Regions from separate parts of the Homo sapiens genome. Here region 1 is linked to region 2. The links are chromatin loops, found by intact Hi-C in ENCODE. Cell type or tissue: GM12878. All regions are shown on one strand. Each heading gives the region's core, and the rest is flanking DNA. Links, peaks and the distances in the headings are about the cores only.

Region 1 (8,475 bases), core at 149-8,148, 67 kb before region 2:
TTTTTTTTTTTTTTTTTTTTTTTTTTTTTTTTTTTTTTTTTTTTTAGCAGCAGCAAGCTGAGAAGCAGCTCTTTGTTTCCTTTCTTAGAAATCTCCTGTTCTGCACTTATATCAGTAGCAAGGCCCTCCAAGAGACCCCAAGGGCCTTCCCACACTCCTCTGTCTGTGGCAGGGCCCAGGAGGTTCTTTTAGACTCTCTGCTGTCAGGAGTTTGGGCTGCATTTCATACTTGGTTGATATCAAGTGGCTGCCGTGAAGGTCGGAACTTCCATGGCAGATATAGGATTTTCCTGGCATCTTTTTTCTTTCCCCCATTGCCCAGTGTTATCCATGTCATCCATGGCACAGTATCCTGCCTCAGAATGAGGAAGGTGCAAGGATAAAAAAAAAAATTGCCAGATGCATAGAGTGCCAGTTAGTATGTTTCTAAGCCAAGACAACTGCCCTGGTGCTTTTATAGTATTTGTTATAAATGAGTCCTGCCATTTTGCTTTTTCTTTCTGTCTTTAGTTGTTGCTCTCAAATGTGTGAGTTCTCAAGGCTATCTTGATGCAAGAGGGTATAGGGGCACCAGGATTGAAAGCAGGTCAGGACTCTAATTAATGATATTGTTAAAGAAAACATTATTCTGATGTATATTTAAACAGTAAGGCAGACGTTGTTCAGGACCATCACGATTGGAATAGGGACCACTGTGATGGGGTTTTGCAGCAGGGGAGAGAAACGGGTCAGTGGATAGGGAAGTACTGAGAGGAAATATCAGGGGCAAGGGGGATTCTGGCTAAACTGACCCAATAGGATTCTTGCTGAAGACAGGCGAAGGGGATTAGACACCACCTGAGGGATTGTGGGGGGATGAAGAATCCAATCAGATGTTGGGGATAGGCCATTCAGATGTTGGGCTGTGGCCAAACCAACTTAGACAATCAGACATCACCTGAGGGATTGTGGGGGGATGAAGAACCCAATCAGATGTTCGGTTCTGGCCAAACCAACTTAGCAAACCTCTTGCTAAAATTGGGCTATGCTGAGATGGACATGGAAGCCCAAAAGTCAGTGCCTAGTTGGGAAGTGAATTCCTAGGAGCCTGACTAAAGTTTGGTCAAGGAGAGACTCTTTGTCAATATGCACGTGAAGTATTTAGGGGAAGTATTCTGATGTCTGCAACTTTATCTGAATGTATCCAAAGAAAAAGTAAGATGGGTGATAGAGAAATGGATAGATAGGTAATAAGGAATATACAGTAAAATGTTAATGGTAGAGTCTAGTGATGGTGGGTATATAGGGGTTCACTCTAAAGTCTTTCAACATCTCCCTGTATATTTGAAAAAGTTTATAACAGAATGTTAGAGAAATTAAAGCAGGCCAGGGCAGAAGTGAGGAAGCAGCACAAAGGAAGGGCCCAGTGCAGTGAGACCCCCATTTTGATAACTGGGACCACCTGGTGCAGAAAAGCAAGTGGACAGTTGCCAGCATGTGTTGTGTTCCGGCGGCCTTGCTTAGAGTGTGAGCACATGGGATTCATCGCCCCTCTGACCCTCTGGGATCTGAAGTGGTATGCGACCTCTTTCTTATGACTTCTGCATGACAGCTTTCCTCACCTTTTAGCTAACCACTCCTTATGCTTCGGGAAGATGATTAGCCTCCAGGCTACTTGCAGCCTGCATGGCTACCATGGGCCAAGCTAATACGCTCTGTTTTTCTCTTTGTCTTTCTCCCTGGTGACTTTCAGAGTTGGTGTTGACCCCGATCAAGACCCACCACCCAACAACGACAGCTTTCAAGTCTTACAAGGGGTAAGTCACAAGAGATGCTTCTTCCTGGGGAAGACATTTGAGCATTCGCCACATGCCAGGCACTTTACCTAGATTCCCTCAATGTGATCCTGACAACAGCCTTATGAAGCGTGTACTGCTCTCCCCATTTTACAGATTAAAAGTTGAAGTTTGGGAGTTTGAGTCATCTCAGAATAAGTGATGGAGCCAGGATTTGTCCCCAGGGTATGTGTTCTTAATCAACATTATGAAGGGTGTGGGCTCGCCAGAAAGAGTCCCTGACTCTCCACTTTTCAATAGTGGATATTGGTTCTACAACTGGTTCCGAGTCTATCAGTGGTGCCCAGGAGAAAGAGAGCAATACGATTTGACTCTCCAGCCCAGGGATCTGAGGAAGAAAGGAGAGACATCAGGTGCCTGAAGGCATTCCTGTTTCTCCAGGGCCTGGGATCCTCTAGGTGAGCAATTTGGAAAGGGCATAGCAGGGACGGCTTGCCTTTTCTCCATGAAGTCCACGGCCCCAGGTGGGAAAACCAGGAGCCTGGGGCTGGAATCATGCAAAGGTTCATTTACTCATATGTCTGGCACCTGGGCTGGAAGGACCCAACCACAAGGACTTCTGACAGGAATGTCTGTGCAGGGCTTTTCCATGTGGCCTGAGCTGCCTGCCAGCATGGTGGCTGCTGGGTAGTTGGATTTCTTATGTGATGGCTTAAGGTTCCAAAAGCAAGTGTCCCAGCAAGCAAGGTAGAGGCTATATCACCTTTTCTGACCTAATCTTGCAAGTTCTACAGCATCACTTCCGTGGCTTTCTATTGCTTAGAAATGCATTCCTAAGACCAGCCCAGACCCAATGGGAGGGGATAGAGACCATAACCTCTGGATGGGAAGAGTATCAACAAATTTACAGACAAGAATTGAGGTTGCCATATCATCCCTGTTGTGCAGCTGTCGGGATGATTTTGTCTCTAGGTCTGGCTCTTTATCCAGGTCAGCATGACCTGGGCAGGCAAGGTGGGGAAAGGAGAGTTATGATAGGGGCAGAAATGTGTTACCAATATATTATTTGACCTTGGGAGTCAATAACTATGTCGTTCAGCATTGAATGCCCAGTGCTGAGCACAGTGGCTGGCACATGCAGGAACCTGATAGGTGTTTGTTGGGTGGATGAGGGAATGAGAGAGATGCAGCATGCAACAGGCAGCTTTACTGACCACCTGTGTATGTTGTCCATGAAACCCTATTCTTTTTTTTCCAGTCAGCTTTGAATCTGACTCATCATTGCACTTAATCCTGCAGCAGTCTGCAGCAGACTTCACATTCCATAGGATCTTCTAAATGATTCCATCTACCAAATCAGATTTAATAAGGCTGGCAAAATGTGGTGCTGTGTGGGGTCAATGGGGTGCCACTGTGGCCTTTTGTGGTTTCTTTCTCTTTAAGGGTGGCCACAGCCTGATAAGGCATTTATAGCATTGATGTCCATTCTAGGTCCCTGCTCAAGGGACACAAAGCCATGACCTGGAAAGTTCTGGACATTTTGGGAAGAGTTTTCAATAAGCTTCATTGGAGATTTGGCACCCACTTTAATGAGCTCCAGAAGACCTTTGAGATGATCTTAGAATTGGCCATTATGTCAGTTGGGAGCATGTGGTCTCAGTGAGTTCTCTTTGAAAATTTGCTATTTGACTCTAGCTTTGATTAAGGACTTTAGAAAACAGGAGTTCAGGAACTGAGCACCTCGAGGCTAATTTAGAGTATAACAGTTTGGGAGATCTTGAAACTCAGCCTGAGAAAACCCCAGGGGAAAACATGATGGCCGTCCTTATTTCACCAAAGGAAAGATAATGGCTCTGGTAGGACATGGCTGCCCTATTCTAAAGCATCCTCCACAGAACTGTGGCCAGTCTAGATTAATTTTGTAAGAAAAAAAGGCCAATAGCAGCTGGATCATAAGATTTGGAGAGATTTCATCTTGCTCTGGACCATTCAAAACATCCCCACCCCCTTTGCTGTTTCCCATTGCTCCTACCTCTGCATTCAAGCATCTGTAACAGGAAATAAGTGAAAGGATTTGGCTGGTCATGTAGTAGAACTTACTATGTATCACATGAGCCCTGCGCACTGGGAACACTGGGCTTGTAATTAGATTCAGTAACAAGCTTACTGTCACTTTTCTGTGGAAATGTTTGAGTGAGAAAGCAGCAGGTCCAAAGTGCTGAGGGTTCTTGTATTTAGTCCATGCAGTAACAGCTAAAATAGCCCCCACCCCCAGGTGGAGTGAGTCTCAGGAACCTCCCTGGATGGGCCTGGATGGATGAACTCAGTGTTCCTGTCAGCTCCCAGAGGGCCCCTTGGGCTGAGAGCACCGCACATGTGGTGTTGTGAACGGGCTGGCAGCCACTCGCGCTGCACTCCTAATGGCACCCTGTTTGCCACAGCCCTAGCCAGAAGCTGTGTCACAGCTTCCCCCTGACCTCCTTCCTTCCAGACCTCATACACAGTCATGCAGAGGGCCCCTCAAAGTCAGTTCCACTGACCTTTTGAAAGGTTTTCAAGATTGCTGTCATATGGGGAAAAACATGCAAACTTCAAGCTTGGTTCTCCAGGACACCCTCTTAGAAATGACTCACGCCCTTGTGCAGAGAGGACCTTATTTCTCCAGTTCCTCCTGGTCTGACCTCCTCATTCTAGTGAGCCACTAACAGCAGGGCTCAGTGCACTCTGTGGCCATGAGAAACAGGAAAACAGAAATAAATGGGCTTCTCATTTTTGGGTGAAACCCTGGGTTCTTGCAGTTTCCCCTGAAATAGATCCAGGTCACATGCTCAGTGTTGTCATGAAACTGAAATCAGAGGTAGGGAAAGTCCAGATGTTTGTTCTCCACCAGAGAAAAAAAAGGGCGGTTCTCTTTACCTCATTTTCTAAATAATCTTCCTAAAAACAACAAACAAAAAAGTGACATTTGATGGGAAGGCATGTCTTATAATGAGCACAATTCTCCTCACTGGTCTTGAAGCCCAAGGCTATAAACAGAGTCATGGCTAGGGAGCTACAGAATATTAGCTCATGTGGGAAAAGGAAGGGAGCTGTTGGCTAGAACTTTGCTTCATGTGGGGAAAGCATAAAAATATTGTGGGCAGACTTCAGCTTTGTGTCCCCTGGTAAGTTTGACTCATTAGAACAAAACAAGACAAAAAAAACAAAAAACAAAAAACAAAACTCAGTGCTTTGTTTCTCTGGAGGTCTTGGTGACTTTGCAACCAAAACAAAAACAACCCTAGCTGGAGGCAAGCTGCCCAGCCCTGGGGGTGGCCTCCCACCCCGATAAAGCAGGGGACTTTTCATGCCAGACCAGACAGCTGAGATTTCTGTTGGCCGTACATGCAGACACATCATTCACTTCCTTCCCTGAGTTTACAGAAGAGCACTCATTGATGAGGCCACTTTGGAGCAGCTAAGAGTGTGAATCTGAATTTATCCCAGTTTCACCATATCAACAGGACAAGGTCACAAGCCGGATATTAATGGAGTGTGGAGGAAAGGAAACCACCAATGCCTGTGTATATGCACACGTGTGTGCGTGTCTGTCTGTGTGTATGTAGTGAAAACTGTAGAAAATCAGCAGTTTATTGTTGCGTTCACATATGACTTTCTGAGCAAGTTAGAATCATTTGTTTCTGGGTCCTCCGTGTTTTTTTTTGTTTGTTTTTGTTTCTCCAGGCTGAAATCTGATACCCGTAAATCTGTCACCTAAATCTTTAACTTCAAACAGTTGCAGAGGTGCCTTTCCTCCAGTTGCTACTCTGTGACCACCGCCCCCCCCCCAACCCGCCCATTTTTTTGTGCTTCCAAGTGCCTCCCTTGGCCCCTGATTTCCCTTTCTGCTCTTCCTTTTCTGTTTTCTAAAAACTCAGAGTCAAGATCAATTTATTCATTTATTTGACAAATAGTTATTGAGCACCTGTTCTATTTCAGGCATTCTTTCAGGTTCTGGGAAAATATCTGCAACAAGGTAGATGAATCTGCATCCTGAAGGGCTTGGTGACAAGGTGATAAAGGGTGAGGGTGGAGAGTGGCAGAAGCAAGAGAGTGGAGACACTCAGGCCTCACCAGCCCCACTGAAGCAGAATCTGCATTTTAACAGTGTCTCCAGGGAATGTGTGTACATTTTACCATTAGAAAAGCCCTGATCTAGGCAATGTATAGCTCTGGAGAGTTTTAAGCAGGGAAGAAAACTATCTGTGTATCACGGTCAGAGATTTGACTCTGGTTTTTTTTTTGTTTTGTTTTGAGACAGGGTTTCCCTCTGACGCCAAGGCTGGAGTGCAGTGGTGCAATCACAGCTCATTGCAGCCTTGACCTCTTGGGCCCGAGGGATCCTCCTCCCTCGGCCTCCTGAGTAGCTAGGACCACAGGTGTGTGCCACTTCACCAAGCTAATTTATAAAATATTTTTCTAGAGACAGGGTCTTGCTTTGTTGCACAGGCTGGTCTCAAACTCCTGGGCTCAAGTGATCTTAACCCTCCCAAAGTGCAGGGATTACAGGCATGAGCCCACTGCCTGGCTGATTCCCTGTTTCTAAACCCTATTATTACCCTCTGCTGAGAAATCTTGGATCCATTATCCCAATGATATGACAAAGGCCCTGTATTAGTCCATTCCCACACTTCTATAAAGAACCACCTGAGGCTGGGTAATTTATGAAGAAAAGGTTTAATTGACTCATAGTTCTGCAAGCTGTACAGGAAGCATAGCTGGGAGGCCTCAGGAAACGCACAATCATAGTGAAGGCAAAGGGGAAGCAAACACATCTTACCATAGCGGAGCAGGAGAGAGAGAGAGCAAGGGGGAAGTGCCGCACACTTTTAACCAGATCTCGTGAGAACTCACTCACTATCACAAGAACAGCAAGGGGGAAGTCTGCCCCCATGATCCAGCCACCTCTTACCAGGCCCCACCTCCAACGCTTAGGATCACAACTTGAGATGAGACTTGTGGGGGTACACAGAGCCCAAACATACCAGGCCCAGGCCGGGCGTGGTGGCTCACACCTGTAATCCCAGCACTTCGGGAGGCCAAGGCAGGTGGATCACCTGAGGTCAGGAGTTCAAGACCAGCCTGGCCAACATGGCAAAACCCCATCTCTACTAAAAATACAAAAATTAGCTGGGCATGGTGGCAGGCACCTGTAATCCCAGCTACTTGGAAGGCTGAGGCAGGAGAATCGCTTGATCCCGGGAGGCGGAGGTTGCAGTGAGCCGAGATCACACCACTGCACTGTAGCCTGGGTGACACAGCGAGACTCCATGTCCGAAAAAGAAAAAAAGCATATCAGGCCCAAATCAAGTGACATCATTTATTTACTCTTCTGCTCCATATTAGTTGTCTGTGACTGCTGTAACAAATTACCACAAATTTAGTGGCTTAAAACAATAAAGTTTTGTTTTTGTTTTTGTTTTTTTTTAAGGGACAGAGTTTCACCATGTTGGGGCTGGTCTTGAACTCCTTGGCTCAAGTGATCTGCCTGTCTTGGCCTCCCAAAGTGCTGGGATTATAGGCATGGGCCACCATGCCCAGCCAAAACAATACAGTTTTGTCATCCTTACAGTTCAGTAGATCAGATACCTGGTGGGCTCAGCTGGTTTCTCTGCTTCAAGTTTTTCAAGGTGTTGGCAAGGCTAAGCTCTGGGGAGAAGCCACTTCCAGGCTCATTCAGGTTGTCAGTAGAATTCAGTTCCATGTGGTTGTAGGACTGAGGTCCTGTGTTCTTGCTGCAAAGCCAGCAACAGTGGGGCAAGTCAAGCTCTGAATCTCTCCCGCCCTTTCTTCTACTGCATTCCTTCCTCTGACTCTTTTGCCCTCCATGTCCTTTTTTTTTTTTTTTTTTTTTGAGAGAGAGACAGTCTTGCTCTATTGCCCAGGCTGGAGTGCAGTGATGTGATCTCAGCTCACTGCAACCTCCACCTCCCAGGTTCAAGCAATTCTTGTGCCTCAGCCTCCTGAGTAGCTGGGATTACAGGTGTGTGCCACCACACCCAGCTAATTTTTGTATTTTCAGTAGAGACCGGGTTTCGCCATGATGGCCAGGCTGGTCTTGAACTCCTGACCTCAAGTGATCTGCCCACCTCAGCCTCCCAAAGTTCTGGGATTACAGGCGTGAGCCACTATGCCTGGCCCTCCTTGTCCACTTTTAAGGGCCCACGTGATTGTCCTGGGCCTACCTGGATAACCTTAAGTCCATCCACAAAGCCTTTTGCCAGGTAGTGTAACAGGATCCAGGGATTAGGCTGTAGAAAGCTTTGGTGGGGTGGCCATTATTCTGCCTACCACATGCTCCATCCCTGAAAAAAAAAAAAAAAGTAAGCTGTTCTTATTAGTGTAATGACCTTATCTTTTAAAAACATCTTTTAATATTATATAAGAATGGAATGAAATGTAACTCTACACAGATATCATTATGCATTCATTCTAGAAAAATTATTTCAAAAATAGGACTGTTTGCTATTCCCCAGTTCTTTAATCAGCTTTCTTTTTCTTCATTATATTTGTCAGTCAATATGTATTTGTCTGTCTCCCCTCCCCCTACCCCCCAACCCTCGCCACCTTCACCTTCTGGAAAGAGTGCTCCTTGAGGCCCAGGTGCTAAGTTACATTCCTCTTTGTGTTTCCAGCACCCAGCATGGTGCCTGGCACATAG
Region 2 (8,475 bases), core at 141-8,140:
GGGCTCCACACCTAGAAATCCAGTTGCCCACTTGACATTCCCTCTTGGTTGCCTCAATGGCATATCAATTTTAATATGTGAATGATAAAACTATCTATTCTATTATGCAGTCAGAAACTTAGGAGCCATTCTGGGTATCTCCCTCTTCCTCAGTCCCTCTTCTTCAATCCAATCTATCATCAAGTCAGGTGGGTTTTACCTCCTAAATGTCCTTTCAAATCATTCACTTATCTTCATTGCCATTGCTACTACCCTAGCTCAGAGGACCAACTGTCCCCTAGAGCACTGTAGAAACTGCCTAGCCAGTCTCTGTTTCTATTTTGCCCTCTTTTAATTTTTTTTTTTTTTTTTGAGACTGTGACTCACTCTGTCGCCAAGCATGGAGCGCAGTGGTGTGATCTCAGCTCACTGAAACCTCTGCCTCTCAGGCTCAAGTGATCCTCTCTCCTCAGCCTCCCGAGTAGCTGGGATTACAGGCGCACACCACCACGCCTGGCTACTTTTTTTGTAGAGACAAGATTTCACCATGTGGCCCAGGCTGGTCTTGAACTCCTGGGCTCAAGCGGTCTGCCTGTTTCGACCTTCCAAAGTGCTGAGATTAAAGGCATGAGCCACTGCACCCGGCCTAATTTTTAATCAGTGATAGATTTCGGTCAATGCCATTTCTCTGCTCAGAATCTGTCTTGGCTTCCAATTGGTCTTTGGATAATGATGCAAATCATTAAGGTTTGAAAATTATGTTGTTAGAGGTCTTGAATGCCAGACCTTATCATGGTGTCAAGCACATAGTAGGTGCTCAACAAGCATTTGTTGTCTGATTGACTGCTGGGAAGAAGCACTTTACATTTGAGCTTTGATAGCAAACTACTGATGATTTGTATTGAGGGAGTAAGTAACGTTAGCAGAAATGACTTTCCAAAAATAGTCTTGCTGGGATCCCATAGATTGGGATTGAGAGAGGAAGACCTATTGGGACAGAATGAAAGAGCAGAGAATTTGAAATAGATGGCAGTTGGAAAGAAAAAGATGAATAGAGATTGGGAAGGCAGAATCTGCCTGCTTGGCTGAGAAAAAAATAAGACTAGCATTTTAGACTGAGAAAAAGAAAAAAAGATTTCTTTTGATTCGTTTTTTCTGCTATCCTCTCTCTCTCTCTCTCTCTCTCCTTCTCTCTCTCTCTCTCTGACAGGATCTTGCTCTGTCACCCAGGCTGGAGTGCAGGGGTATGATCATGGCTCACTAAAGCCTCAACCTCCCAGGCTCAAAGGATCTTCTCACCTCAGCCTCCTGAGTAGCTGGGACCACAGCTGTGTGTCACCGGGCCTGGATAATTTTTTAATATTTTGTGGAGATGGGGTCTCACTATGTTGCCCAGGCTGGTCTCAAACTCCTAAGCTTAAGCGATTCTCCTGCCCTGGCCTCTCAAAGCGTGGGGATTACAGGTGTGAGCCACTGCTCCTGGCCAACATGCCTTCTAAGGATTTTCACAGTCTGGCTCTAATCTACCTCTACAATCTCCTTTTCTGTTTTTCATGAGGTTTCCAACATTATAAATAGGGGTGCTAAAATCACATCTTTACTACTTTCAAAACAATGGACCTAGAGACCAGACTTTTTCTTATGTATTCAAATATTTATTCAAAAATATGTATCAAGTGCAATCATGTATCTGGGGTTGTGCTGGGCAGAGGAGGTACACAATGAGCAAAACAGTCCCTGACCCTGTTGTCCCTTCCAGCCTAAGAGAGGAGACCAACTTTAACCAAATCAGTCTCCTAATGTGTGAATAACCCCAAACTGAACCAAGTGCTTGAAGGAGAGGAACGCAGTTCTGTGAGAGTGTATAACATAAAGGTCTGCCCCAGGGCTGGGCGCAGTGGCTCACGCCTGTAATCCCAGCACTTTGGGAGGCCAAGGTGGGTAGATCACTTGAGGTCAGGAGTTCGAGACAAGCCTGGCCAACATGGTGAAACCCTGTCTCTACTAAAAAATACAAATTTTCCAGGTGTGGTGGCGGGCGCCTGTAGTCCCAGATACTCGGGAGGCTGAGGCAGGAGAATTGCTTCAACCTGGGAGGCGGAGGTTGCAGTGAGCCGAGATTGTGCCACCGCACTCCAGACTGGGCAACAGAGCGAGACTCAAAAAAACATCTGCCCACACACACTCTCTCTCTGTCTCTCTCTCTCTGTCTCTCTCTCTCTCACTCTCTCTCTCTCTCTGTCTTCTCTGTGTGTGTGTGTGTGTGTAGTAAAGACTTCCCACAGGGGATGCTTGAGCAGAGATCTGAAGGTGGAGAAGGACCTGACTGAATGAGGTGGAAATGGAACATGATGGGTTCAAGAAACTTAGACCATGTAGCTATTCTTGCATATTTATTTTTTCATATGAACTTTAGTATCAACTTGTTTAGGTCCAGAATAAAAGCTTATTGGTATTCTTACTGAAAGTTGGTAAGTTTATAACATAACATAGGAAGGAGAATTGACATCTTCATGATATTGACTTGACCTATCTGTGAGAGCCACCATTTATGTAAGAGAACATAAACAGAGGTTCCAAGGATCAGGACATGGATATCTTTAGGGGCCATCATTCTTCTCCGCACAAGTACTATTTACAATAATACCAAAGAAGGCCAGGTGCAGCGGCTCACGCCTGTAATCCCAGCACTTTGGGAGGCCAAGGCAGCCGGATCACTTGCGGTCAGGAATTCAAGACCAGCCTGGGCAACATGGTGAAACTCTGTCTCTACTAAAAATACAAAAATTAGCCAGGCATAGTGGCAGGCGCCTGTAATCCCAGCTACTCAGGAGGCTGAGGCACGAGAATTGCTTAAACCCAGGAGGCAGAGGTTTCAGTGAGCTGAGGTCGTGCCACCGCACTCCAGCCTGGGCAACAGAGCAAGATTCAATCTAAAAATAAAATAAAATAAAATAAAACCAGAAAAATGAAATATTTAGGTGTACATTTCACAAATATGTCCTAGATCTATGTGCTGAAAACTACAAAACAATGATGAAGGAAATAAAAGAGAGCTAAATATATGGAGATTTAGAAATGTATGGAGAACTGTGTTCATGGATTGGAAGACTCAATATTGTGAAGATGTCAATACTCTAAAAATTTATCTATAGATTCAACACAATTCCAGTCCAAATCCCAGCAGGATTCTTTATAGATATCAGCATGGTGACTCTAAAATTTACATGGAGAGGCAAAGAAATTAGAATATTCAAAACATTTTTTAAAAATAAGAACAAAATTGGAAGATTCATGCTACTTAATTTTGAGACTTACTATAAAGCCACAGTACTCAAGACAGTGTGGTATTGATGCAAGGATGGATACGTAGGTCAATGTAATAGAATAGAGAGTGCAGAAATTTACCCATACTTTTTACAAAAATTCACTTAAAATTAATCATAGACCTGGCTGGGCCTGGTGGCTCATACCTGTAATCCCAGCACTTTGGGAGGCCAAGGCGAGTGGATTGCTTGAATCCAGGTGTTTGAGACCAGTCTGGGCAACATGGTGAAACTCTGTCTCTACAAAAAATAAAATTAAAAACAAAATTAGCCAGGCATGGTGGCACATGCCTGGGAGCTACTTGGGAGGCTGAGGTGGGAGGATGGCTTGAACCTGGGAGGCAGAGGTTGCAGTCAGCAGCGATCACACCACTGCACTCCAGCCTGGGTGACAGAGCGACACCCTGTTTAAAAAAAAAAAAATCAATCATAGACCTAAATATAAGATGTATAACTTTTAGAAGAAAACACAGAAGAAAGTCTTTGTTTTCTGGTGTTAGGCCAATAATTCTTAGATATGACACCAAAAGCACTATCCATAACAGAAAAATTTGATAAGTTGGACTTCATGAAAATTATGAGCTGTTGCTCTGCAAAAGATGCTAAGAGGATGAAAAAACAATATACTGGGAGAAACTATTTATAAATAACATATCTAACAAAGGACTTGTATCCAGAATATACAAAGAGCTCTCCAAACAATGAGGAAACAAACAATCCAATATAAAAATGGGCAATAAACCGTGGAAGCAAAGGACCAGTAGGTGAAGATAAAGGCATCAGAGCATTTAAGGAATCTGCAAAGCAGACACTGGCTCCAGCAGCAAGTGTAAGTGGCAGCAGGAGATGGCCAAGAGCACCCAGGGAAAAGGCGCAAGCCCTAGAAGACCTGGCTGGCTTCAAAGACCCAGCACCAGGTCATACTGAAGAATCAATGACTCATGACAAAACCACCAAAATACCCTGCAAATCACCACCAGAACTAGTAGACACTGCAACAAGCTCAAAGAAATGGCCCAGGGCTTGTGGCCAGAAAGTAGAAGTGAAAGAAGAGCTATTAGCAGTCGGCAAGCTCACACAAACATCAGGGGAGACCACGCACACCAATAAAGAACCAGAAGGTGAGGGCAAAGGCATGAAAGCATTTAAGCAACCTGCAAAGCAGAAGCTGGACCCAGAAAATGTAACTGGCAGCAGGAGATTGCCAAGAGTGCCCAAGGAAAAGGCCCAACCCCTAGAAGATCTGGCCAGCTTCCAAGAGCTCTCTCAAACACCAGGCCACACTGAGGAACTGGCAAATGGTGCTGATAGCTTTACAAGTGCTCCAAAGCAAGCACCTGACAGTGGAAAACCTCTAAAAATATCCAGAAGAGTTCTTCAGGCCCCTAAAGTAGAACCCGTGGGAGACCTGGTAGGCACCAGAGACTGTAAAATCACAAAGCAAAAGCAACACCTCCCTGCCCCCACTGCCCTTCAAGAGGGGATGTGGAAAAGATGGAAGTGTCACAGGAACCAAGAGGCCGCACTGCATGCCTGCACCAGAGGAAATCATAGAGGAGCTGCCAGCCAGCAAGAAGCAGAGAGGGTTGCTCCCAGGGTGAGAGGCAAATCACCCGAACCCTTGGTCATCATGAAGAGAAGTCTGAGGACTTCTGCAAAAAGAATTGAACCTGCAGAAGATCTGAACAGCAATAACATGAAAACCAACAAAGAGGAATACGAATTACAAGACTCAGTCCCTGAAAATAAGGGAATGTCCCTGCTCTCCAGACGCCAAAGTAAGACTGATGTAGAACAGCAAATAACTAAGGTCATTGTATTAGCAGAAAGAATTCAAATAAACTGAAATGAAAACAAGCCCATGAAGACCTCCCAAGACATGGACATTCAAAATCCAGATGATGGAGCCCAGAAACCCATACCTAGGGGCAAAGTCAGTGAAAACAAAAGGTGCTTGAGGTCTGTTAGACAGAATAAGAGCTCCCAGCCTAAAGTGGCAGAGGAGAGCAGAGGGCAGAAGAGTGCGGGGGTTCTCGTGCAGAATCAGGAAGGGAAAGGAGAAGCAGGAAATTCAGACTCCATGTGTTTGAGAGCAAGAAAGATGAAAAGCCAGTCTGCAGCAAGCACTTTGGAGAGTGAATATGCACAGAGTAACGTGGAATGTCAAGAGGCGTGCAGAAAATCCAAAGAAGGCTGAGGGCTGGGTGCGGTGGCTCACGCCTGTAATCCCAGCACTTTGGGAGGCTGAGGCGGGCGGATCACGAGGTCAGGAGATCGAGACCATCCTGGCTAACATGGTGAAACCGCGTCTGTACTAAAAATACAAAAAATTAGCCCGGCGTGGTGGCGGGCGCCTGTAATCCCAGCTACTTGGAAGGCTGAGGCAGGAGAATGGCGTGAACCCGGGAGGCGGAGCTTGCAGTGAGCCGAGATCGCGCCACTGCACTCCAGCCTGGGCAACAGAGCGAGACTCCATCTCAAAAAAAAAAAAAAAAAAAAAAAGAAGGCTGAGGACATTGTGTGCGTCAAGAAAATAAGAACCAGAAGTCACTGGGACAGTGAAGACATTTAACAAAGAAATCTAACTGGGAAAAATATAATAAAGCTAGTTTTGTGATAAACAAACAAACAAAAAGGGCAAAATATTTGAACAGCCATTTCACCAAAGAAGATATGCAGATGTCTATAAGGAAATGAACAAGCTGCTGAACATCAACAGTAAAATGCAAATTAAAGCCATAATGAAATACCACTGATGCACCTATTACAATGGCTTAAAAAAACTGACAATACCAATTGCTGGCCAGGCTGTAGAACAACTGGAACATTCATACATTGCTAGTGGGAATGCAAAAATGGTTCAGCCACTTTGGAAAAACAGTTTGGCAGGTTTTTAAAATAAAGTTAAAAATATATTTACCACATGTTCCACCAATTCCATGCCTACATATTTCCTTAAAAGAAATGAAAACTTATGTTCACACAAAATCCTATATGCAAATGTTGATAGCAGCTTCAGTCGTAATTGCTAAAAACTGGAAGCAACTGGTGAATGGAGAAACAAATTGTGATCAACCATACAATGGAACGCTACTCAGCAATAAAAAGGAACAGACTATTGATACACACAATGACACGTGTGGCTGAATCTCAAATACATTATTCTGTGAGAAAGAAGCCGGCTCAAAAGTCTACATTCTGTATTATTCCATTTATATGACATTCTGGAATATGCATAAGTATATTGACAGAGAACAGATTAGTCTTTCCAGGGATTAAGCACAGAGTAGAGGAATCAACCATAACAGGACAGCATTAGGTAGTTCTTTGGGGGGAATTAGAATTCTTCTGCATCGTGACTGTGGTAGTAGTTACATGGCTTGGTGAGTTTGTCAAAATTCGTAGAACTATACACCAAAAAGAATGAAATTTACTGAAAGATACATTTTAAAATAAAATAAAATAAACCCCAGGTATTCATGGCTCTACTTCCAATGCCCAAGCTGCCTTGAGCTTCTGAGCTCTAATGGATGAAAAGGTGGATGGATATAGGGTTTGCCTGCAAGCCTTGTCCAAGCCCTGTGATTTCACTCACATTATAGGTTGAGTTCTCTGGGAAGCAGACTCTGAGTTGGAGATTAGCACCCAGGATATCTTTTTGTTTTGTTTTTTTTTTGAGATGGAGTCTCGCTCTGTCACCCAGGCTAGAGTGCAATGGCACGATCTCTGTTCACTGAAACCTCCGCCTCCCAGGCTTGAGTGATTCTCCTGCCTCAGCCTCCCAAGTAGCTGGGATTATAGGCACCCACCACCACACCTGGCTAATTTTTGTATTTTTAGTAGAGATGAGGTTTCACCATGTTGGCTAGGCTGGTTTCAAACTCTGCACCCAGGAGATTTATTAGAGAGGGCCCTTGAGATCAACATCTATTGAAGGGAAGGGAAGGATGTAGGATTGGGCAGAGGGGCAAGTCAGGTGGCAGCACAAGCCCAACATTGTCTCTCTTGGTCTACCACATGGTGATCTTTGAAGATGAGGTGGTTATTCGGAGTTGTCGCTTGTTGAGGGGAGAGGGCTGGGCCCCCTGTTTTTCAGCTATTAGATGCAGGCTGACCCCTAGAAGGATGCAACTTTGGGTGAGGCAGCTCTTTTTAGCCAAGGCAATCACTGAAGTTGCTGACAGCTGAGGGTTTTCTGTGGGCACCGCTCCCAGCAGCTGGAGAATACTTCCTTTATTCCAGAAGGAGAATCTGGACAGCATCTACCACACTTCCTGACCTCTTCAAAAGAGGAGGTATTCCAATCTTTTTTACTACCTCCCAGAGGGCAGAAATGGTGATTTCCTGTTGAAATCCAGTGGCAGAACACTTACCAGGTCCTTTTGAGTTTTCTAATAAAAACATAAATCAATAAACAAACATATTTTCTGGGCAAAGAGTGGCTTCTCACAGGAATTTTTTCTAATTTTACACATTTTTCTTCCTTGTGATAATATGTATAATTTATTTTATGAGAAGTAAAACATAAATTGTAATAGAACTTAGTTTTAGTATTTTTTTTTTAAGAGATGGGTACTCATTCTGAAGCCCAGACTGGAGTGCAGTGGCGGCAATCATAGCTCACTGCAGCCCCCAATCTCTGGGGCTCAAGCGATCCTCCCACCTCAGCCTCCCAAGTAGCTGGGACCACAGGCATGTGCCAACACACCCGGCTAATTTTGTTTATTTTTGTAGAGATGCGGGTCTCACTATGTTGCCCAGGCTGGTCTTGAACTCCTGGGCTTAAGCAATCCTCCTGCCTTAGCTTCCCAAAGTGCTGGGATTACAGGTGTGCGCCACCGCCCCCAGCCACGTTTGCTAATTTCAACATTTTCTTAACAAAAAGGAAAATTAATTACATGGTGTAGGTCAGGCATCTTTTATAACACTCTTACTTCTTCACATTCTTAAAATGTTGACTTTCTAATGTGAAGACTGGACAGGCTTCCAAGCTCTGGTCAAAGTGGGGCAAGGATTACTCTAGAGAGATTGTTAGGATATCACTGTATACCACTCCATCTCCCATGAGTATACAAGTTGTGCTGTGAGAGGAGTTTCTCACCATCTTTTGTACTTAAACATCGCTTCATTTCTTGCTCCTCCTTAATCCTCTTCATAGCCTCTACCTAAC

The links. A loop is a pair of places that touch in the nucleus more often than their neighbours do. Peaks named below come from ENCODE experiments on the same cell type or tissue, not always from the same donor. Only the 100,000 strongest peaks of a DNase experiment are listed, where the experiment ranks them.
Region 1: a loop joins it to region 2, with 2.5 times the contacts of the local background. A loop is called at or near these places in 18 of 110 quality-filtered maps.

Annotation. Positions count from the first base shown.
Region 1 is chrX:46,624,907-46,633,381 of GRCh38, reverse strand. It overlaps SLC9A7 (solute carrier family 9 member A7), which reads left to right. Exons shown (of 17, transcript NM_001257291.2): 14 at 1,733-1,796. It overlaps LOC124905182 (a long non-coding RNA gene), which reads right to left. Exons shown (of 2, transcript XR_007068222.1): 2 at 6,476-8,119. Among named protein-coding and RNA genes, the nearest start is that of CHST7, 55 kb to the right of the region's middle. In GM12878, for the core only: no CTCF peak of the experiment used is centred there; DNase peaks (open chromatin) are centred at 4,421, 4,920 and 6,541; H3K4me3 peaks cover 360 bases; H3K27ac peaks cover 3,412 bases.
Region 2 is chrX:46,558,329-46,566,803 of GRCh38, reverse strand. It overlaps the pseudogene MKI67P1. Among named protein-coding and RNA genes, the nearest start is that of CHST7, 11 kb to the left of the region's middle. RefSeq lists an enhancer at 4,168-4,697. In GM12878, for the core only: no CTCF peak of the experiment used is centred there; a DNase peak (open chromatin) is centred at 4,323; H3K4me3 peaks cover 516 bases; H3K27ac peaks cover 593 bases.